2 separate regions of the Homo sapiens genome follow, and region 1 is linked to region 2. A link is a loop called in an ENCODE intact Hi-C map of the cell type or tissue named here. Cell type or tissue: right lobe of liver. All regions are shown on one strand. Links, peaks and the distances in the headings refer to the core of each region. The heading gives the core; the rest is flanking DNA. Region 1 overlaps ABCA1 (ATP binding cassette subfamily A member 1). Region 2 overlaps ABCA1 (ATP binding cassette subfamily A member 1).

Region 1 (5,378 bases), core at 135-5,134, 47 kb after region 2:
AAAAGGACAAAGGATTTTTCTGGGTCTTGTTAGCAGGAGCTTTCTTCAGTCCTGAAAGATTTGTAGACCTGTAGATGGGGGAACTGTGTCAGTGATACAAAAGGGAAGCATTTAAAAAAAAAAAAGTATATATATATATATATATATATATATGTAATGTGAATTGGCCTCTTTTTCTCTAAGCCCACATTTTCTTCTTACATAGTTCAGGTTTACTTTATTTTTTCCTTTCCGGCTGCTGACCCTGTATTGCCCGTAGTTGTGGAACATAGCATGTGTTTGTGACCTGTGCCTGTTATTTTTGTGCTTTCTAGTTGTGCATGCAAAGAGTACAAAGTTTTCTTGCCCTTTCTTGGAAAATCCTGCTTGTCTGTGCCAAAGGGATAATTGTGAAAGCACTTTTGAAATACTTAATGAGTTGATTTTCTTCAAATTAAAAAAAATATATAAATGTATATGTGTATGTACATGTGTGTACACATACACACCTTTATACATACAGCCCATTTAAAACAAGCTCCACTTTGGAGTGCTCTACGTCACCCTGATGCCGAATACAGGGCCAGAGTCTGAGATCCTTCTGGGTGGTTTCTGTGTTTTGTTCATTTCTGTTTTAAGAGCCTGTCACAGAGAAATGCTTCCTAAAATGTTTAATTTATAAAAACATTTTTATCTCTCGATTACTGGTTTTAATGAATTACTAAGCTGGCTGCCTCTCATGTACCCACAGCAATGATGCTCCTGAGGACACGGGAACCCTGGAACTCTTAAACGCCCTCACCAAAGACCCTGGCTTCGGGACCCGCTGTATGGAAGGAAACCCAATCCCGTGAGTGCCACTTTAGCCATAAGCAGGCTTCTTGTGCTTGTTGCCTGGTTTGATTTCTAATATGCTGCATTTATCAACTGCATGCCACATTGTGACCGCCAGCATTTGCCCTTTGAATTATTATTATGTTTTATTTACAAAAAGCGAAGGTAGTAACCGAACTAAATTATCTAGGAACAAACGTTTGGAGAGTCTTCTAACACCGTGCAAAGCACGTCATTACAGACATTTGTTTACTGATTTAGAACCTTAATATTTAATTTAAATAGCACTTTACACTTACTGATGAAATGCTTTTCCTTTCTTTCTCTCCCAGCCCCTGTACTTAAGTGCTTCAATAGGCTCTCATTATATATGATTTTTAGGTTTTGCTTATCAGCTTCTTCGCTTTTATAATCTGAAAAGATGGCATATGAATTTTTATAAAAAGGGACACTTTCTTCTTCTCAAATTGTATATTTTTATTGTACTTTCCTTCAAAACCCCCTTTTAAAAAGTAAGCAGTGGATAAATAAATTCAGTGAAGCATCCATATGACCCTTAAGTGAGTGTAGGGGAAGGGAGGTCACCAGATCACTGTGAGTGAAGATGGTGGAGAGGTGAGGATCTTATGAGGCCGTGCTCAAGGCTGGTAGAGGTGGGTTAGTGTTTCCAGGTTTAGGCAGAATCTCAGCTGAGGTCATGAAACAACAGTGATCTCTGAAAAATTATGGCAAGGTGGGAAGGTGCTGGAGAATTGGAGAGGGGGCAAACTTGACTTTCAAGTTTCAATGGGAAGATAGGTGACTCTGCACACCACAGAACAGTGAGCATGATAACCTGTTTATACAAGGTTCTAGAGCAGATTTCTAAATGGATAGCTACTGTGTGCTTGTTTGTTCTTAATTAGTATTGGATAGTTACTAAATACTTGTTAGTACTTAGTACATAATGGGTGGTAAATCCTAGCAGCTAATATTGGTTCCCAAATAACCAGATGACAAGGATAGAGAAGGACACAGACACGGCCTATCTGGATTTCATGGTGCCTTTGATTTTCCACATGAAGGTTGTGTAGGGAAGATAGAAGCATGAGATGAGATGATAATATAGTTATCTGGATTCATCACTGGCCAGCTGAACCATATGAACTCATGGATTGATGCTAGCTTAGGAAGGCTCTGTAGGAGCCAGAACTGGGCTGAGAGCCAGCCCATAGAGACAAAAGAGGCCCGGCCCTGACATCAGAGGGTTCAAACATGATGTCTGAGCCCCACCTACAGTCTGCCGGAGGTGGTTGGAAGGAAGAGCCTTTATCCTTACAATTCTTACTGAAATTCAAATTTTTAGGTTTTGCAAAAAAATGGTGGACCTGAAGGAAATTTGACAGGAGCATGTCTCAGCTGTATTTAAATTTGTCTCAGCCAATCCCCTTTTGAATGTTCAGAGTGTAAGCTTCAGGAGGGCAGCGCGTCTTAGTGTGACTTTTCTGGTCAGTTCAGGTGCTTTAAGGAGACAATTAGAGATCAATCTGGAAAACTTCATTTGAATTTTTAATACATAAGAAAACAATAAGAAATAGTTAAAAATATATATTTATAATATATATATGTGTGTGTGTGTGTGTGTGTGTGTGTGTGTATATATATATATTTTATTTATTTATTTTTTTTTGAGATGGAGTCTCGCTCTGTTGCCCAGGCTGGAGTGCAGTGGCTCAATCTTGGCTCACTGCCACCTCTGCCTCCCAGGTTCAAGTGATTCTCCTACCTCAGCCTCCTGAGTAGCTGGGATTACAAGCATGTGCCACCACACTGGCTAATTTTTCTAATTTTAGTAGAGATGGAGTTTCACCATGTTGGACAGGATGGTCTTGAACTCCTGACTTAGTGATCCACCCGCCTTCGCCTCCCAAAGTTCTGGGATTACAGGCATGAGCCATCGTGCCTGGCAATTATATTTAATATTTAATAATAAGGAAATAATTGCTGTAACTTTACTTTAAATTGTGGAATTCTGAAACTGGAAGGGAACTGGAAATGACTTGTTGAATCAAATCATTTTAAACTTTTATTTTGCCAGTGGAAAAAATAAGCCCCCAAAAGAGCAGGGGACCTGCTGATGTCCCACAGTAATTCAGAGCTGGAGATGAGGTTGAAGGCTTTGTGTCTTATCTCCAGGGAAAATTTGTAGACAGCGTAGCTCTTTATGTGACGAGCATTCTCACCCCAGTCATCCCCCAATTCTCTACTCATTTGAGAACATAAATTGGATCTTGCCAGTCTCTACTCATTTTTCAGCACATCGAGCATAAGATCCAGACTCTTTCCCAGGCCTCTCTCATCTGGCTCCTCTCCTCCTCCTTTATCATTACTCTTCTTCGTAGCTTATCCTACTCCAGCCATGCTGTCTTCCTATTATTCCTAAAAAATAGAAATGCATTTCTTCCTAGGGCCTTTGTACCTGCACTTGCCATCGCTTTTGCTCAGAATGTTCTTTTTGCCAAGCTTTTGCCCAGCTTGTTCTCCATCATTGTTATGTTTTGGCTGAAATGTCTTCTCTTAGTAGGTTCATTCTCCCCAGTCACTGTCTTTTTATTTTGCTTTATTTTGGGCCATCTAAGGTTATCTTATTAGTGTATTTGTTGTTCGTCTCCTCCATGGGCATACACCTCCATGAAGGCAGGTATTTTCACCTTAGGCCCTCGAATATACTGGACAGCATCTGGCACGTAGTAGATGCTCAACGAATGTTTGTTGTGTGAGCAAATGGTTGGTTGATTGGATTGAACTGAGTTCAGTATGTAAATATTTAGGGCCTCTTTGCATTCTATTTTACTTATGTATAAAATGATACATAATGATGATATAAATGATGTCACAGTGTACAAGGCTGTTGTGGGATCAAGCAATCAAATGAGATCATGCTTGTCTTTTCCAAATGGTGAGGGAATAGATGCATGTTTGTGGTTGTTACGGAATGATCCTGTGCTCCTGAGGCAACAGAAAGGCCAGGCCATCTCTGGTAATCCTACTCTTGCTGTCTTCCCTTTGCAGAGACACGCCCTGCCAGGCAGGGGAGGAAGAGTGGACCACTGCCCCAGTTCCCCAGACCATCATGGACCTCTTCCAGAATGGGAACTGGACAATGCAGAACCCTTCACCTGCATGCCAGTGTAGCAGCGACAAAATCAAGAAGATGCTGCCTGTGTGTCCCCCAGGGGCAGGGGGGCTGCCTCCTCCACAAGTGAGTCACTTTCAGGGGGTGATTGGGCAGAAGGGGTGCAGGATGGGCTGGTAGCTTCCGCTTGGAAGCAGGAATGAGTGAGATATCATGTTGGGAGGGTCTGTTTCAGTCTTTTTTGTTTTTTGTTTTTTTTTCTGAGGCGGAGTCTTGCTCTGTCGCCCAGGCTGGAGTGCTGTGGCATGATCTTGCCTCACTGCAACCTCCACCTCCCAGGTTCAAGCGATTCTCCTGCCTCAGCCTCCTGAGTAGCTGGGATTACAGGCACGCACCACCATGTCTGGCTAATTTTTGTGTTTTTAGTAGAGATAGGGTTTCGCCGTGTTGGCTAGGCTGGTCTGGAATTCCTGACCTCAGGTGATCCACCCGCCTCGGCCTCCCAAAGTGCTGGGATTACAGGCGTGAGCCACTACGCCCAGCCCTGTTTCAGTCTTTAACTCGCTTCTTGTCATAAGAAAAAGCATGTGAGTTTTGAGGGGAGAAGGTTTGGACCACACTGTGCCCATGCCTGTCCCACAGCAGTAAAGTCACAGGACAGACTGTGGCAGGCCTGGCTTCCAATCTTGGCTCTGCAACAAATGAGCTGGTAGCCTTTGACAGGCCTGGGCCTGTTTCTTCACCTCTGAATTAGGGAGGCTGGACCAGAAAACTCCTGTGGATCTTGTCAACTCTGGTATTCTTAGAGACTCTGTTTGGGAAGGAGTCCTGAGCCATTTTTTTTTTCTTGAGAATTTCAGGAAGAGGAGTGCTTATGATAGCTCTCTGCTGCTTTTATCAGCAACCAAATTGCAGGATGAGGACAAGCAATTCTAAATGAGTACAGGAACTAAAAGAAGGCTTGGTTACCACTCTTGAAAATAATAGCTAGTCCAGGTGCGGGGTGGCTCACACCTGTAATCTCAGTATTTTGGGATGCCGAGGTGGACTGATCACCTAAGGTCAGGAGTTCGAAACCAGCTTGGCCAATGTGGCGAAACCCTGTCTCTACTAAAAATTCAAAAATTAGCCAGGCATGGTGGCACATGCCTGTAATCCCAGTTACTTGGGAGGCTGAAGCAGGAGAATTGCTTGAACCTGGGAGGTGGAGGTCGCAGGGAGCCAAAATTGCGCCACTGTACTCCAGCCTGAGCAACACAGCAAAACTCCATATCAAAAAATAAAATGAATAAAATAACAGCTAATCTAGTCATCAGTATAACTCCAGTGAACAGAAGATTTATTAGGCATAGTGAATGATGGTGCTTCCTAAAAATCTCTTGACTACAAAGAATCTCATTTCAATGTTTATTGTTTAGATGTTCAGAATAAATTCTTGGGAAAGACCTTG
Region 2 (5,378 bases), core at 262-5,261:
CCCTAGAATGTGACCTTAGAAACACACTTCAGGATTCATACCTTTGATTGACCATCAAAAAGTTTTTGTATCGGCCAGGTGTGGTGGCTCACGCCTGTAATCCCACCACTTTCGGATGCCACGGCGGGCAGATCACGTGAGGTCAGCAGTTTGAGACCAGCCTGGCCAACATGGTGAAACCCTGTCTCTACAAAAATACAAAAAATAGCCGGGCGTGATGGTGGGCACCTGTAATTCCAGCTACTCGGGAGGCTGAGGCAGGAGGATCGCTTGAGCCTAGGAGGTGGAGGCTGCAGTGAGCTGAGATCTGTCTCACTCTGTTGCCCAGGCTGGAGTGCAGTGGCGCGATCTCGACTCACTGCAACCTCCGCCTCTCAGGCTTAAGTGATTCTCATGCCTCAGCCTCCGAGTACCTGGGACTACAGGCACCTGCCACCACGCCCAGCTATTTTTTGTATTTTTAGTAGACATAGGGTTTCACTATGTTGCCCAGCTGGTCTCGAACTCCTGAGCTCAAGTGATCTGCCCACCTCGGCCTCCCAAAGTGTTGGGATTAAAGGCATGAGTCACCGTGCCTGGTCCCATGTTATAATTTTAAAGTAAGGTATATTTCTCTACAGGGATCTTTGCAACCCTAAGTAACTGGCCTAAAAAGTTAGAGAAGCTGACTTGTGCAGACATTTGCAGCCTGTTGGTCTTTTTTGTGCTGTGAATCATAGAGGGTGAAAGGTTATTATGAATGGTACAAAACTTTGTTACAAAACCATTTTCTTGGACTGTTTTGGGCTGCTTCACTGCATGACAAATGCTCACCCTTTCAGCTGGAATGATTGAAATTTTGGAAAAGATGGGTGTTTTTAGAAGACATTGTAATTTGTTCCGGTGCTGTGCCCATTCATTCCATTTCACTTCTGTTTACTCATTAAACACCTATTGTGTACACAACCCGGTAAAATCCCTCCACTCACACAATGCCTGAATTATACTCATAGTAGAATGACTGTTTAGCCCTCATCATCTGATAATTAACAGCTCAGGTTTCAACCTGACAGTATCTCTCTGGGAGGATTAGCAGCGTGACAGAGTGCAGGGAAATGCACCTTCAGAACCGTCAGCTACACTGTGTCCCATCCTGCTGTGTTGTGGTTGTGCCTTGTGGATGCGTTGGTTTATGACCAGGTATTGATTAAGGTGGCTACTACCAGGTGCTTTCTGCATATCTCGGGTTTGTGGAGCACTCAGGTTCTGCTTCTGCCCCTCTGCTGTTACCAAGAGACCTCTCTTCAAAATGGGGCTCTTGAGTTAGAGTAGAATGAGTGATCAGGATTGTTTTGTGTAAAGATGATTTCTGAGGAAGGCTTTAGGATGAAATGACTTCCAAACATTTTGAAATGTGACTCTTACTTATTGAATTAAGCAGGGCCTTAATTGGAATGCTGGGACTGATACTTGATTTGCATTAAGCAGCCTTTTTCTATTGCTGCTTGGTTGAAATTTCAACATTTGTGATGGTAGATGGATGTGACATGTGATGACATTGCACATGGGCAGTTAACTGTGCCAAGAAGTGCAGCAGTAGCAGCAACCGGAGATGCAAAGCCCAACATGATGGGGAGAGAAACTCTTCTTTCAATATGTGCTTCTGTACCAAAAGTGGAATTTCACGAGAGACATATTTTGAAACATTTCTCCTTTTGTGTGTGCGTGAGTGTTTCCCTGTTTCCAGCCAAGGGTATTGTGAGTTTCTCCTGGGCCTCCTTCAGAATCTGGGTGCTCTGGAAAGCAGTGTTTTGGCAACATGGGGAAAGTATGGCAGTGTGGGAGGGTCAGCTGGGTCTGGGTTTGAATATTGCATTTGAATATTTTACCAGCATTGATGTCGGATAAATTATTTAGTCCCTGTAAGCCTCAGTTTTCTCTTCTTCTACATACACATAATATATTTGACTCTTTGTTGTGATTATTGGTTACACATATGAAGAGCCTGGTGTGGGGCCTGGCACACAATAGGTGCTCAATAAATAGAAGTTGATAATTTAATTGACATGAGTAGTAGAAATTATGTCCTTGAAAACAATTGCGTCAAGATAGAAGTTTTCAGCCAGGCACAGTGGCTCACATCTGTTGTAATCCCAGCATATTGTGGGGGCCGAGGCGGATGAATCACTTGAGGCCAGGAGTTCAAGACCAGCCTGGCCAACGTGGTGAAATCCCCTCTCTACTAAAAATACACATATTTGCCAGGCAGGCGTGGTGGCGCACACCTGTAATCCCAGCTACTGAAGAGGCTGAGGCACAAGAATCGCTTGAACCCAGGAGGTGGAAGTTGCAGTGAGCTGAGATCACTCCACTGCATTCCAGCCAGCGTGACAGAGTGAGACTCTGTCTCAGAAAAAGAAAAAAAAGATAGAAGTTTTCTTCTGTAGATCAGTGTTAGAACTCATACCAAGCGAAGTGGTCCTGGTGAGTATTTCAGTGAAAAACTGCATTCTTGCTCAGATATTGTCAAGACTTTTCACCCAAAGATTCTTATTTATGTCTCAGTCCGTACCTTGTGTGAAAATTAATACTGGATGTCAGAACGCTGTTGTGTTTTTAAAGTTCCCTGGGGTTAAGAGCAGTTTCCATTAGGTGTTCTCTGCTTTTTACTTAAAAATCTTACTCATGCATTGAGCAATATTTATTCAGTTCTTATTATGTGTCAGGTATTTTCTAGGAGCTGGACTCAACTCAAAAGATATCCTTTTGATGAGAACAAAGGTGGGTGGATATATGAAATATTATCTGTGGGATAAATGCACTTAGTCATGAGGGAGACTTGTTATGGAGTGCGCTCATTGTATTTGTACTGTTGAGTTAACAACTTCTAGGAGGAGCTCAGGGCCACCTGGCAGGGGCTTCTTTTGTCTTGCTGCTCAGCAAGGTGTATTTTGCTGTAGAGTGTGCTGGGCAGGTGAACTTTTCTTAACTTTCTCTTGGGTCCTTCCTAAAGCAGCATGTACCTTTCCCAGAGCGAGGAGAGGGCCACCTTCCTGTCTCACAGAAACCTCCAATCTGTTTTGGACTGCAGGAAGGAGCCATAGTAGTGGACCAGCAAATTTTGGCCCGAGAGATTGATTTGCTTCCGATTGTACTTTTTTTTTTTATTGCTACTATAACAAGTCACCAAATACTTAGCAGTTTATAACCACATACATTTATTATTTCATAAGGCCAGAAGCCAGGATACAGTAGAGCTCACCTAGGTCTACTTCTTAGAGGCTCACAGGGCTGATATCAAGGTGTTTGTGGGGCTGTGTTTTTTTGGGGGGGCTCTGAAGATGAATCTGCTTTGGAGCTCATCCAGGATATCAGATGAATTCAGTCCCGTGCAGTTGTAGGACTGAAGTCCATTTCCTTGCTGGCTGTCAGCAGGGGCTGGTTTTTGCTCCTAAAGGTTGCCATCATTCCTTCTTATGCTTTTCATGTGACTCCTCTCCCACAAGTGGGTTGAGTATCTCTCACACTTTAAACCTCTGACGCCTCCTGTCACATCTGTCTCCAGTCAGAGAAAGTTCTTTACTTTTAAGGGCTCAGGTGTTTAGTTTGGGCCCATTCACATAATCCAGGATAATCTCCTTATTTTGAGGTTCATAACTTTAATTACATCTACACAGTGCATTTGCTATGAAATGTGCATATTCACAGACTCCAGGAATAGGGTGTGGACATCTTTGCAGGGGATATTCAGTCTGCTGTAGCTTTCTTGATTGGAAGGAATAGTTTATCATATATTTGAAGTGTTCCCTCAGTGCCTTTGGCTTTTGTTGACCCCTCTGCAGCTCTCTGCTTTTTCTTGCCCATATTTGGAAAGTGACTCTAAAGCATAATAAGCATCACCTATTAGGGTTTTTAATGTACAAACCAAACAGAGGTGACTTTGGGAGGAGAACATCTCTGAACTAGGTATGAGACATTCATCGAAAAAAATCCATCAAGTGTTTATTGTATGTCTGCTTTATACCAGCACTGTTCTAGGCACTGAAGTTCGACCACCAACAAGGCAGTTGTGATGCACTTGGAGCTTTCATTCTGATGGGCATTGAGATCCAGGCTGAAGGCTGAGTCTGGGAATTTGAGGAATTCTTTGTAGGTCCTGGGTCTACAGAGTGAGAGCTGTCCTCGTTCCAGTTTCACTGATGACCTCTCGACCAGCTCCCTCACAGCAGTCTTTGCCAACACAGACACTGTGGGCTGTAGTGGGAGGAATGTGGGGTTGAATGAGCTAGGTTTGGGCTCTGTCCTTGACTCACCATTGCCTCAGTGATGTGAAAATGGTGTCTGATCCTTAAGGTTGGAAGTCCAGGCATGCAGATTTATCTCCATCTCAATAACGTGGGGAAAAAAAAGAAGTGGTTTTTGTGGAACCAGTGGTTCCACTGTCCACGTGTCTTCCAGTGTGCCTAGCACATTCCCACCAAGTGGATCTTGGTTCATGAGGGAAAGAAGGGAAAGTGAGGGTGCCCCGAGGCTCCCAGAAGACAAGTAATGTCACAGCTGAGCTGTGTACAGATCGAAGAAGCAGATGGATAAGGAGTGAACAAAGTCATCCTTGTCTTGAGGGGTCTTTATTTAGCTTCTTCTTGACTCTTAGACAAGGACCCAGAATACAGATGGGGCTTGTTGTTACCTTCAGCCTCATGGCTTTTTAGGGCTAGATACTTCAGCTTGTTACATGCAGTCCTTAAAGCGTCTGTGTGGGTTTTTGCAGGAGAGAACACTTGCTCGTGTTCTCCTGTCTGGAACCCGGACATTGTTGGAAAGTATCAGATTTTGTTTGGCTTTGTGTGATTTGACTGCCCACCTGTTTACTTGCTTTCTCCCAGCAAGCAGCCGCAATCCCCATGGGTTGGTAATGGGTGGAATGACACACTGTGTAGATTTACTCTTCAGACTCTATGTTCACCTCATTCTTATGGGAAAAGAAGAGCACTAGCTGGTAGATATAGCAGTGTGTTAATATGACTGCTCAACTCCATTTACACAGACATTTTCACCTTAGTTATACTATTTCTTCATTAAATATTGTTGCCAGATCTAAGATACAGGTTTAATTTTTTCCTCTGAATTATGTGGTAGTAGATGTATTTAACTATGTTTAGAAACAGCAAAAAATGAAGCGTTTGAATGCGTTAAACACATCTAATTTGAAAGTTAATATTTAGGTTGTTGATTTATTTTTTAAAAGATTAGAATATTCCTTAGAAATGTAGTCTTATAATTTCGTATTTCAATAAAAAATATTAAAATGTTTCCCAGAGGAAATCTTTACTGTCATAGAAATCACCAGAAAGAGATAGCAATTACTCCTGGGTGGTGATAGTCTTTGATTTGTGGTT

The links. Peaks named below come from ENCODE experiments on the same cell type or tissue, not always from the same donor. Only the 100,000 strongest peaks of a DNase experiment are listed, where the experiment ranks them.
Region 1: it touches region 2 in a loop (1.8-fold over the local background); 5 of 110 quality-filtered maps call a loop at or near these places.

Annotation. Positions count from the first base shown.
Region 1 is chr9:104,804,917-104,810,294 of GRCh38, reverse strand. ABCA1 (ATP binding cassette subfamily A member 1) reads left to right here. Exons shown (of 50, transcript NM_005502.4): 30 at 731-829; 31 at 3,865-4,054. Among named protein-coding and RNA genes, the nearest start is that of NIPSNAP3B, 43 kb to the right of the region's middle. In right lobe of liver, for the core only: a CTCF peak has its summit at 2,108; a DNase peak (open chromatin) is centred at 2,027; H3K27ac peaks cover 519 bases.
Region 2 is chr9:104,852,226-104,857,603 of GRCh38, reverse strand. The region is part of intron 7 of ABCA1 (ATP binding cassette subfamily A member 1); the gene reads left to right. Among named protein-coding and RNA genes, the nearest start is that of ABCA1, 73 kb to the left of the region's middle. In right lobe of liver, for the core only: no CTCF peak of the experiment used is centred there; no DNase peak of the experiment used is centred there; H3K27ac peaks cover 2,375 bases.